Linked DNA regions of Homo sapiens: region 1 is linked to region 2. The links are chromatin loops, found by intact Hi-C in ENCODE. Cell type or tissue: heart right ventricle. All regions are shown on one strand. Each heading gives the region's core, and the rest is flanking DNA. Links, peaks and the distances in the headings are about the cores only. Region 1 overlaps PRPF3 (pre-mRNA processing factor 3). Region 2 overlaps ARNT (aryl hydrocarbon receptor nuclear translocator).

Region 1 (4,400 bases), core at 195-4,194, 490 kb before region 2:
CTCACGCCATCCTCCCACCTTGGCCTATCAAAGTGCTAGAATTACAGGCATAAGCCACTGTGTCCAGCCTAAAGTTTCTTTTAATGATATTGATATTTACCTAGGTTTCTTTAATATTTTTATTGCTGTCCGGGCCTGGTGGCTCATGCCTGGCCAACATGGTGAAACCCCATCTCTACTAAAAATACAAACATTAGCCAGGCATGGTGGCGTGTGCCTGTAATCCTAGCTACTCGGGAGGCTGAGGCAGGAGAATTACTTGAACCCAGGAGGCAGAGGCTACAGTGAGCTGAGATCGTGCCATTGCACTCCAACCTGGGTGACAGAGTGAGAGAGAGAAAAAAAAAAAATATATATATATATATATGTATTCTTACTGCTTTGGTATACTAATATCTCTGCCTGACAGTTGACAATGACACACCAGTTACTCTGGGAGTATATCTTACCAAGAAGGAACAGAAAAAACTTCGGAGACAAACAAGGAGGGAAGCACAGAAGGAACTACAAGAAAAAGTCAGGCTGGGCCTGATGCCTCCTCCAGAACCCAAAGGTGCATTTCTCAGTGGCCTCTTCTGTTAAAAAGAGTGGCAAGTTTATGTCTTTAATCCTGGAGGAACTTTAACATCTCTGTGTTTGAGTGATTTCTGTTTCTAAGAATTATTCTTGGGGTCCTTTTTCTCCAAGTTTTCTACCATCTTTTCATATTAAGATAGGTCAACACATTCATTATAGAGGCCATTTATGGCTTATTTTTAAGCATACTGATCATACAACACTCTGGTTTTCCTGGAAGAATACAGGTCTTGAAATTCATGGAGATAGTAGTTGCAGTATTTGCGTAGACTTTTTATGTACATAATTCTTAATGTTTTAATTTTTACAATGAAAGTACAGGATAAAAAACTTGACCCTGTAGTTACATTCTCGTTCAGCAGTATTTTGACTGAGCACTATTATTTATAAGCTCTTTCACTAGATGCTGTGATCAGTGTGAAAAATATGAAAGGAATTAAGTTCCACGTCCTTCATAAATTTTCAGATAATGTAAATGCATACCAATCTTCAACTTAATTGTGTGAACTTCTGCAAATGCTGAAGTGATTGGATGGGATTTTCAAGATAGGAGTTATTGGAGGAAGTGAGTTTAGAGCAGAGATTTGAAATAGGTAAATAATATGAATTGGTATGGAAGAAATAACAAGTTACTCCAGCTGGAGAAGTGACTTCAAAGACTGATTGTTGTCCTCTCTTCACTGCAGTGAGAATTTCTAATTTGATGCGAGTATTAGGAACAGAAGCTGTTCAAGACCCCACGAAGGTAGAAGCCCACGTCAGAGCTCAGATGGCAAAAAGACAGAAGTAAGTGCCATGGGATTGGGTGGAAACCTCGGGCAAGTACCTTTCCCAAACTCTTCTGGGGGGTCCATATTTGGAGGGAGGGGAGAGTTCTCCGTTGCTCTCTCTTTCCCTCAGCCCTGCCTCTGATCTTCAATGCCTTTCTCACTTGTGGATGTCCTTCCTGTCACGACAGAGCGCATGAAGAGGCCAACGCTGCCCGAAAACTCACAGCAGAACAGAGAAAGGTCAAGAAAATTAAAAAGCTTAAAGAAGACATTTCACAGGGGGTACACATATCTGTATATAGGTAGGTGTCCATACTGGGCCAAACTTCCCCTTAGAATTACTAAAACATTTTCCAAGTGCTTGAGGCAGAATCATTGTGGCCTAAAAGCATACCTAACACCAGTTCCTACTCTCTTTTAATGACCCTAGTGTGGATCAAGAGCTAGTAAATCTTGTAAAATAGCGAGAGTTAATGACTTATGTTTATGGTTACCCAGTTCTTCCCTCTCAAGTCTTCTTTTTTTTTTTACCAGAATATTAGTTCTGAACAAGTCAATATACTTGTTCAGGCCAAGATGTGAACTAAAGATTGTATGTCCTTTGAGAACTATAAAATATCATCCTATTTCTTTTTTTTTTCATCTTTTTTTTTTTAAATGGTCTGAGTTTGCTTCCAACATCCATGGAAGCATTACAAATTTTCTTTCCTCCGTAGTCATATCCTTACCCTGATGTATTGCTGTGTTTCATCCTCACTCCAAAATGCATTTTATATGTTGTAAATATTTTTCTACCTTTGTGTTGATTTAATGTTTTTATTCTTTTATGTTGAGTACATGTGTATCTTCTATTTTTAAAATGTGCTTATTTCTATTAACTAGTTCTTTATTATAAAAGTGGTACATTATCACAAAAATAGTGAATGCTTATTAAGATTTAAAAAATTGTCTGACAACACAGAAGAATACTTACTCAAAATGTCTCCTTTCTATTCTCTGATCCCTTAGAACCACTCTCTTTAGGTAATTGCTATTAACAGTTTTTCACATATCCTCCTAGAAAATTTTCATGCCTATATAGTGATCCTATATATATATTTTATTTATTTATTTATTTATTTTGAGACGGAGTTTCAGTCTTGTTGCCCAGGCAGGAGTGCAATGGCGCGATCTCAGCGCACTGCAACCTCTGCCTCCCAAGTTCAAGCAATTCTCCTGCCTCAGCCTCCTGAGTAGCTAGGATTACAGGCACGCACCCCCACGCCCGGCTAATTTTTGTATTTTTAGTAGAGATGGGGTTTCACCATGTTGGCCAGGCTGGTCTTAAACTCCTGACCTCGTGATCTGCCCACTTTGGCCTCCCAAAGTGCTGGGATTACAGGCATGAGCCACCGCACCCAGCCAAGTAATCCTATATTATAAGAGTCTAAGGGTCTAGAGGACAAAAAGTCTGTAGGTCTTTACATTGTCAAGAACAATGAGATTGTAAGTATTTTTGGATGATAGTAAATACCTCTCCCTGACTCTTAGAGTAAACTTTGGTTAGTAATGTAATGGTTAATGTAAAGTGCTAGACTTTGAAGAAATGTAAGAGTGTGGAAATATTTCTAGACTCATCAACTCTACCTTTTAAGCATTCATCTATTTGTTTACTCCAGAGGCCTTTGTTTATAGAGAGGAAACCATTTTGGATTCATCTTTTTACTTGCCACTCCATTCAGGCAGCTGCTGATGCTAAAATGGAAGACATAACTAAACTTTCCCTTCTCCAGAGTTCGAAATTTGAGCAACCCAGCCAAGAAGTTCAAGATTGAAGCCAATGCTGGGCAACTGTACCTGACAGGGGTGGTGGTACTGCACAAGGATGTCAACGTGGTAGTAGTGGAAGGGGGTGAGTCTGAAAAACTTGAGGGAGACTGTCCCCAGACAACCCTAGGCTTAGAGTGATTAGCATTGTGGGGAGAAAGGAGAAAAAGATCGTATTTTAGTGCCATACCTGATATAATATGCTAGGTCTCTGCTTCTGTGTTTTTTGGAGTAGAAGGCCCTAAGATGTGGTTCCTGAGATTGCTTCAACTACCACATTAATGTCTGAGCTCAGAGGTTCTTTCTACCCCATCATCTTCCACAGTTCTGGCAAAATTATTCTTCTCTGTTTCCAGGCCCCAAGGCCCAGAAGAAATTTAAGCGTCTTATGCTGCATCGGATAAAGTGGGATGAACAGACATCTAACACAAAGGGAGATGGTGAATGGGGGTTAGAGGGGATTAAGGGGGAGAGCTATGGGAGGTGGGGATGGTGCATCTGTCCGTTCATCTTATTTCCTCCCTGTGACACTCTTGATAACACTAGATAGTGTTCAGGAATTTTAGAAAGACCCGTTTAGACTTTGAGCCTCCTAGACATTCATACAATATTTACTACATGATTATATGCATGAATGGTAAAGCTATTTTTTTGCCTATCATTTAAGGCTTTTCTACCAGCTGGTTTCTGTGTCTGTCCTGGATCTGAGTACCGGTTACATGAATTTATTCAGTATTTGAAAATTCAGCAAGCAGCTAGGCATGGTGGCTCATGCCTGTAATCCTAGCACTTTGGGAGGCTGAGGCGGGCAGATTGCCTGAGGCCAGGAGTTCGAGACCAGCCTGGGCAAACAACGTGGTGAAACCCCATATCTACAAAAAGTACAAAAATTAGCTGGATGTGGTGGCACACACCTGTATTCCCAGCTACTCAGGAAGCTGAGGTGGGAGGATCACTTGAGCTTGGGGAGGTCGAGGCTGCAGTAAGCTGTGATCGTGCCACTGCAATCCAGCCTGGGTGACAGAATGAGACCCTGTCTCAAAAAAAAGAAAAAGCAAATCTAGTAAGCTATACATTCATGTGTACAGTGTCTATATTATATTATTATTTGATTTTTTTTTTTTTAAGGATTGAAGCCAAAAAGATCTTCAGGTCAAAAAAGCTCTGCTTTGATCAAACTATTTCTTTTGTCTGATATATATATATACACACATACACATACATACACACACACACACATACATACAC
Region 2 (4,400 bases), core at 100-4,099:
TAGCCATAGATAATATGTAAAAATATGGGCATGGCTATGTTCCAATAAAACTTTATTTACAAATAAAGGGCTGTGGTTTGCTTACTCCTGCTCTACATTAACCACAACTTAATGTAATTGCTACAGTTCATTATTATCTTGCTCTTGCCTATGTCTTTGCATTAGCCATGTCCACATATTGGGATACTCCTGCCAATGCTACTTTCCCTCTCCCTATCCTTTAAAACAAAAATAAAACTTACATAGGGTTAATATGTGTCATGCTCTGTTCTAAATATCTTTACATATATTAATTCATCTAATCTTCATAACAACTTTATAAAGTCAGTATTAACATTATCGCCAATGTGAGATGATGAAATCAAAGCACAATGTAGTCATGTAATCATCCAAGGTTTCAGAAGATAGCATCAAAGCTAGAATTCAAATCCATAGAATATGGATTAAAACAAAATCCAGCAGTCTGGGTCTAGAAGCTACTCTAAATTACACGCTGGGTGCAGTGGTTCAGGCCTGTAATCTCAGCACTTTGGGAGGCTGACGCAGGCGAATCACTTGAGGTCAAGAGTTTGAGGCCAGCCTGGCCAACATGGTGAAACACTGTTTTACTAAAAATACAAAAATTAGCCAGCTGTGGTGGCAATCCAGCTACTCAGGAAACTGAGGCATGAGAATCGCTTGAACCCAGGAGGTAGAGGTTGTAATGACCCAAGATCATGCCACTGCACTCCAGCCTGGGCAACAGAGCAAGACTCTGTCTCAAAAAAATAAATAAATAAAAATAAAAATAAATCACTAAACCACATAATGTTCAATTTTGTGCCTCTCCAAGCAAACCTTTAATATCCTACCCATAATTTCTAGCAACTATCCTCTCAGTACAATGTAGTCAATTTCCATTATATAGCCTGAACTTTGTGACCCTGAGATGCCTTTTGTACCTGTATAGAAAGGACCACCATATTTTCTACAGAATCCTAAAACGTACAGTATATAATTTATAAACACTAAACACCTACTGAAAGACATAGGAAGTCTCAAATTTCTAACCAAAAAAAAAAAGAAGAAATGGTCTGAGTAAATGGATATTGCCTTGTGTTGTAACAGGGAAAAAGTAGAGGTTTTGTAGTCAGACTACTATGAATTAAAACAAAATCCTGTATCAAACAGTATGTAACAGTGGGAAATTCATTTCTTTTTCTTTTTCTTTTTTTTTTTTTTGAGACAGAGTTTCACTCTTTTTGCCTAGGCTGGAGTGTAATGGCACAATCTCGGCTCACTGCAACCTCCACCTCCTGGGTTCAAGCAATTGTCCTGCCTCAGCCTCCAAGTGGCTGGGATTATGGGCGCACGCCACCACGCCCGTCTAATTTTGTTGTTGTTTTTTTTTAGTAGAGATGGGGTTTCACCATGTTGGCCAGGCTGGTCTCAAACTCCTGACCTCAGGTGATCCACTCGCCTCAGCCTCCTAAAGTGCTGGGATTACAGCCTTGAGCCACTGCACCTGGCCAAGTTCATTTCTTTATATCTGTTTTTCCATCTGCAAAATGGTAACCATCAATCTTACACTACAAGGCAATTGTGAGGATAAAATAAGATGACAGATATAAAGCACCTATCATAGTGTCTGGCAAGTTCAGAAACGTTAGTTCCCTTTCCAAATACTTTATTCTGTGTTACAATCCATCTGGGTATGGAGAGTTAAATTTAATCCACTGGAGCTAATCCAACTTAACTCTGACAGAAATAAAACTCTCAGCTCTTGATCCTTCCTATACCAAATCACAATCCTCAGCTTGACACTCACCTCATTCGGCAAATAAACGATCTCCTTGAGCCCATACACATTCTCATGGAAGACTGCTGACCTTCCTTTTTCACTGTTCCAGTCTTTAGATCCAGGATACGCCCTGAAGGAAGATGTGAAGAGCAGTCTGGAGTGCATTTTTGTGTGTGGGGAAGAGGGGGAGAGATACTGAAGGCAAAGATAAGTAAGCATCCTATTCATGCCCTTAATCTCCTTGCTTATAACAGAACTGACCAAGCAGGAGATGAATTTTTTTTCAAGCCTAAAATACTTCAATTATCATCAATGAATCTCACTCTTAAGTTCAAAGGCAGCATTGAAAATAACATTGTGCAAGGAAAAGTAGGAGTGGAAAGTAGTAGTAGAAAACAAGAGGCAAGGCTATATTCTCATAGCTGATTATCTGTATACACATACAGACATACATACAGAGTAAATGTCATTGGTTGAAAAACAAGTACTTTTCTGTAGTCCCAGCTAATCAGGAGGCTGAGGCAGGAGGACTGCTTGAGGGCAGGAGTTTGAGGCTGTAGTGTGCTATGACTGTGCCTGTGAAGAGTCACTGTACTCTAGCCTCAGCAATAAAGCAAGACCTTGTCTCAAAAAAAAAAAAAAGAATAAAAAGAAAAAATTTTAAAAAGAAAAAAACCAAGTAATTTTATATGTTATAGAAACATATAGATCTGTTTGTCTTCTTTATTATACAGAAACGAAGAACAACTTTTGGGGAAAAGGAAGAACTAGAAAAATGAAATCATAAAAACATAAAGGAGGGGAAAACTGGTCAAGTGTGGTGGCTCATGCCGATAATCCCAGCCCTTTGAGAAGCCAAGATGGGAGGAGGAATGCTGAAGGCCAGGAGTTTGAGACCAGTCTGGGCAACAGACAGAACCTGTCTCTACAAAAAATTTAAAAATTGGTCAAGTGTGGTGACATGAACTACTCCTAGCTACTCAAGAAGCTGTAAGCAGGCAGATTACTGAGCCCAGAAGAGTTCAAGATTACAGTAAGCTATGATGTGCCACCGTACTCCAGCCTAGGCAAGAGAGAGACCCTGTCTCTTTTTTGGGTGGGAAAAAAGGAGGAAAACTAAAGATCAACAACACTAATATGAGTATATTGAAATTTCTTGCATTTTAACTACCAGTTTTTTTATCTGCTTCCACTTTAAATTTTTTTCTAGAGTTGCTCAAGAATAGATATGACTTGTTTCCTCTAGCCAAACTCTGGCCAAAAGACTGAACATAATAAAATAGGGGAGAAAAAAAGAACAACAGTACAGATACAAACAACAACAACAACAACAACAGAAAACACCTTATACATTGACCAATAACCATATCTATAGAATAAAAAGCTGTTATCATTGAACCTAGCACAAAGCCAAGCACCAGGAGGTAGAAAAAATACCAGATAATTATCCATACAAATGAGATAAAAACATGGATAATTCTTTTAGAACGGAAAAAAAAAAGTATTGTAGGTTTGGCTTTTACTGTTCTATTTATACCAATATTAAGATAAATGTAAAATATTATCACCAATGAAATATTTTCTAAGGCTGAGCCACAAAGTAGATAATCTCATATGGATAAAAAGAACTGACTATATTCATTAAAGTAGAAAATTCTTGAAGCCTTGCCAGAGTCAACAAACCAATTTAACAGCTAAAACATCTCTTAAGTCTCAGGAAAAAAACAAGAAAGGACTTCTCATTCATTTCCCATACACATAACTCTCACCTGTCAGGGCATTTTCTGAAGTGGAAAGCTGCTCACGAAGTTTATCCACATCATCTGGGTGCACCTGATCATAGAGTGTGCTGCCAAACCATTCAGACTGTGGCTGGTTCAAAACAGGAGTCACGGAGTCAGACACATACACCACCCTGCCTGTCTCACATGAGACAATAAACAGAAAGCCATCTGCTGCCTCCAAGATCAAATGTTTCAGTTCCTGCGCAAGAAAAAGAAATAGAAGTTAATATTTTACTCTGAAAAAACAAGTATTTCTATTCACAGGAAGAAGTAAGACACTTCAGGCCACATGCATCTCTCCGTAAGCAACTGCTGGTTCACACCTGATCCACAGCCACAGGTTTCCACCCTAAATGTAGTTCATCGATAAGAAAGTTTTTTCTAATACATGTTTCCTCACTTTCTCTATGTCACTATCCACCTCTTCCTCTCTATCTCAGGATTCAAGAAGAATAAAAAGGCTTGGGCTAGGCACAGCGGCTCCCGCCGGTAATCCCAGCACTTTGGGAGGTCAAAGTGGGAGGGTCACTGAGTCCAGGAGTTCAAGACCAGCCTAGGCAATGGGGCGAAACTCCATCTTTACAAACAAACAAAACAAAACAAAACAAAAACAAAAACAAAACTAGCCAGGTGTGGTGGCACACGCCTGTAGTCCCAGCTACTCCGGAGGCTGAGGTGGGAGGATCACCTGAGCCTGGGAAGCAGAGGTTGCAGTGAGCCGAGATCATACCACCACACTCCAGCCTGAGCGACAGAGCAAGAGACCCTGTCTCAAAAAAAAAAAGGCTTACCATGAACAATAATTGACTTCTTAATTCCATCCTCTCTGGTCTCTT

The links. Peaks named below come from ENCODE experiments on the same cell type or tissue, not always from the same donor. Only the 100,000 strongest peaks of a DNase experiment are listed, where the experiment ranks them.
Region 1: it touches region 2 in a loop (4-fold over the local background); 5 of 110 quality-filtered maps call a loop at or near these places.

Annotation. Positions count from the first base shown.
Region 1 is chr1:150,342,900-150,347,299 of GRCh38, forward strand. PRPF3 (pre-mRNA processing factor 3) reads left to right here. Exons shown (of 16, transcript NM_004698.4): 10 at 410-553; 11 at 1,263-1,362; 12 at 1,535-1,648; 13 at 3,119-3,237; 14 at 3,509-3,592. Among named protein-coding and RNA genes, the nearest start is that of RPRD2, 19 kb to the right of the region's middle. In heart right ventricle, for the core only: no CTCF peak of the experiment used is centred there; no DNase peak of the experiment used is centred there.
Region 2 is chr1:150,832,731-150,837,130 of GRCh38, forward strand. It overlaps ARNT (aryl hydrocarbon receptor nuclear translocator), which reads right to left. Exons shown (of 22, transcript NM_001668.4): 7 at 3,550-3,763; 8 at 1,808-1,910. Among named protein-coding and RNA genes, the nearest start is that of CTSK, 27 kb to the left of the region's middle. RefSeq lists an enhancer at 3,611-3,755 and a cis regulatory region at 3,683. In heart right ventricle, for the core only: no CTCF peak of the experiment used is centred there; no DNase peak of the experiment used is centred there; H3K27ac peaks cover 670 bases.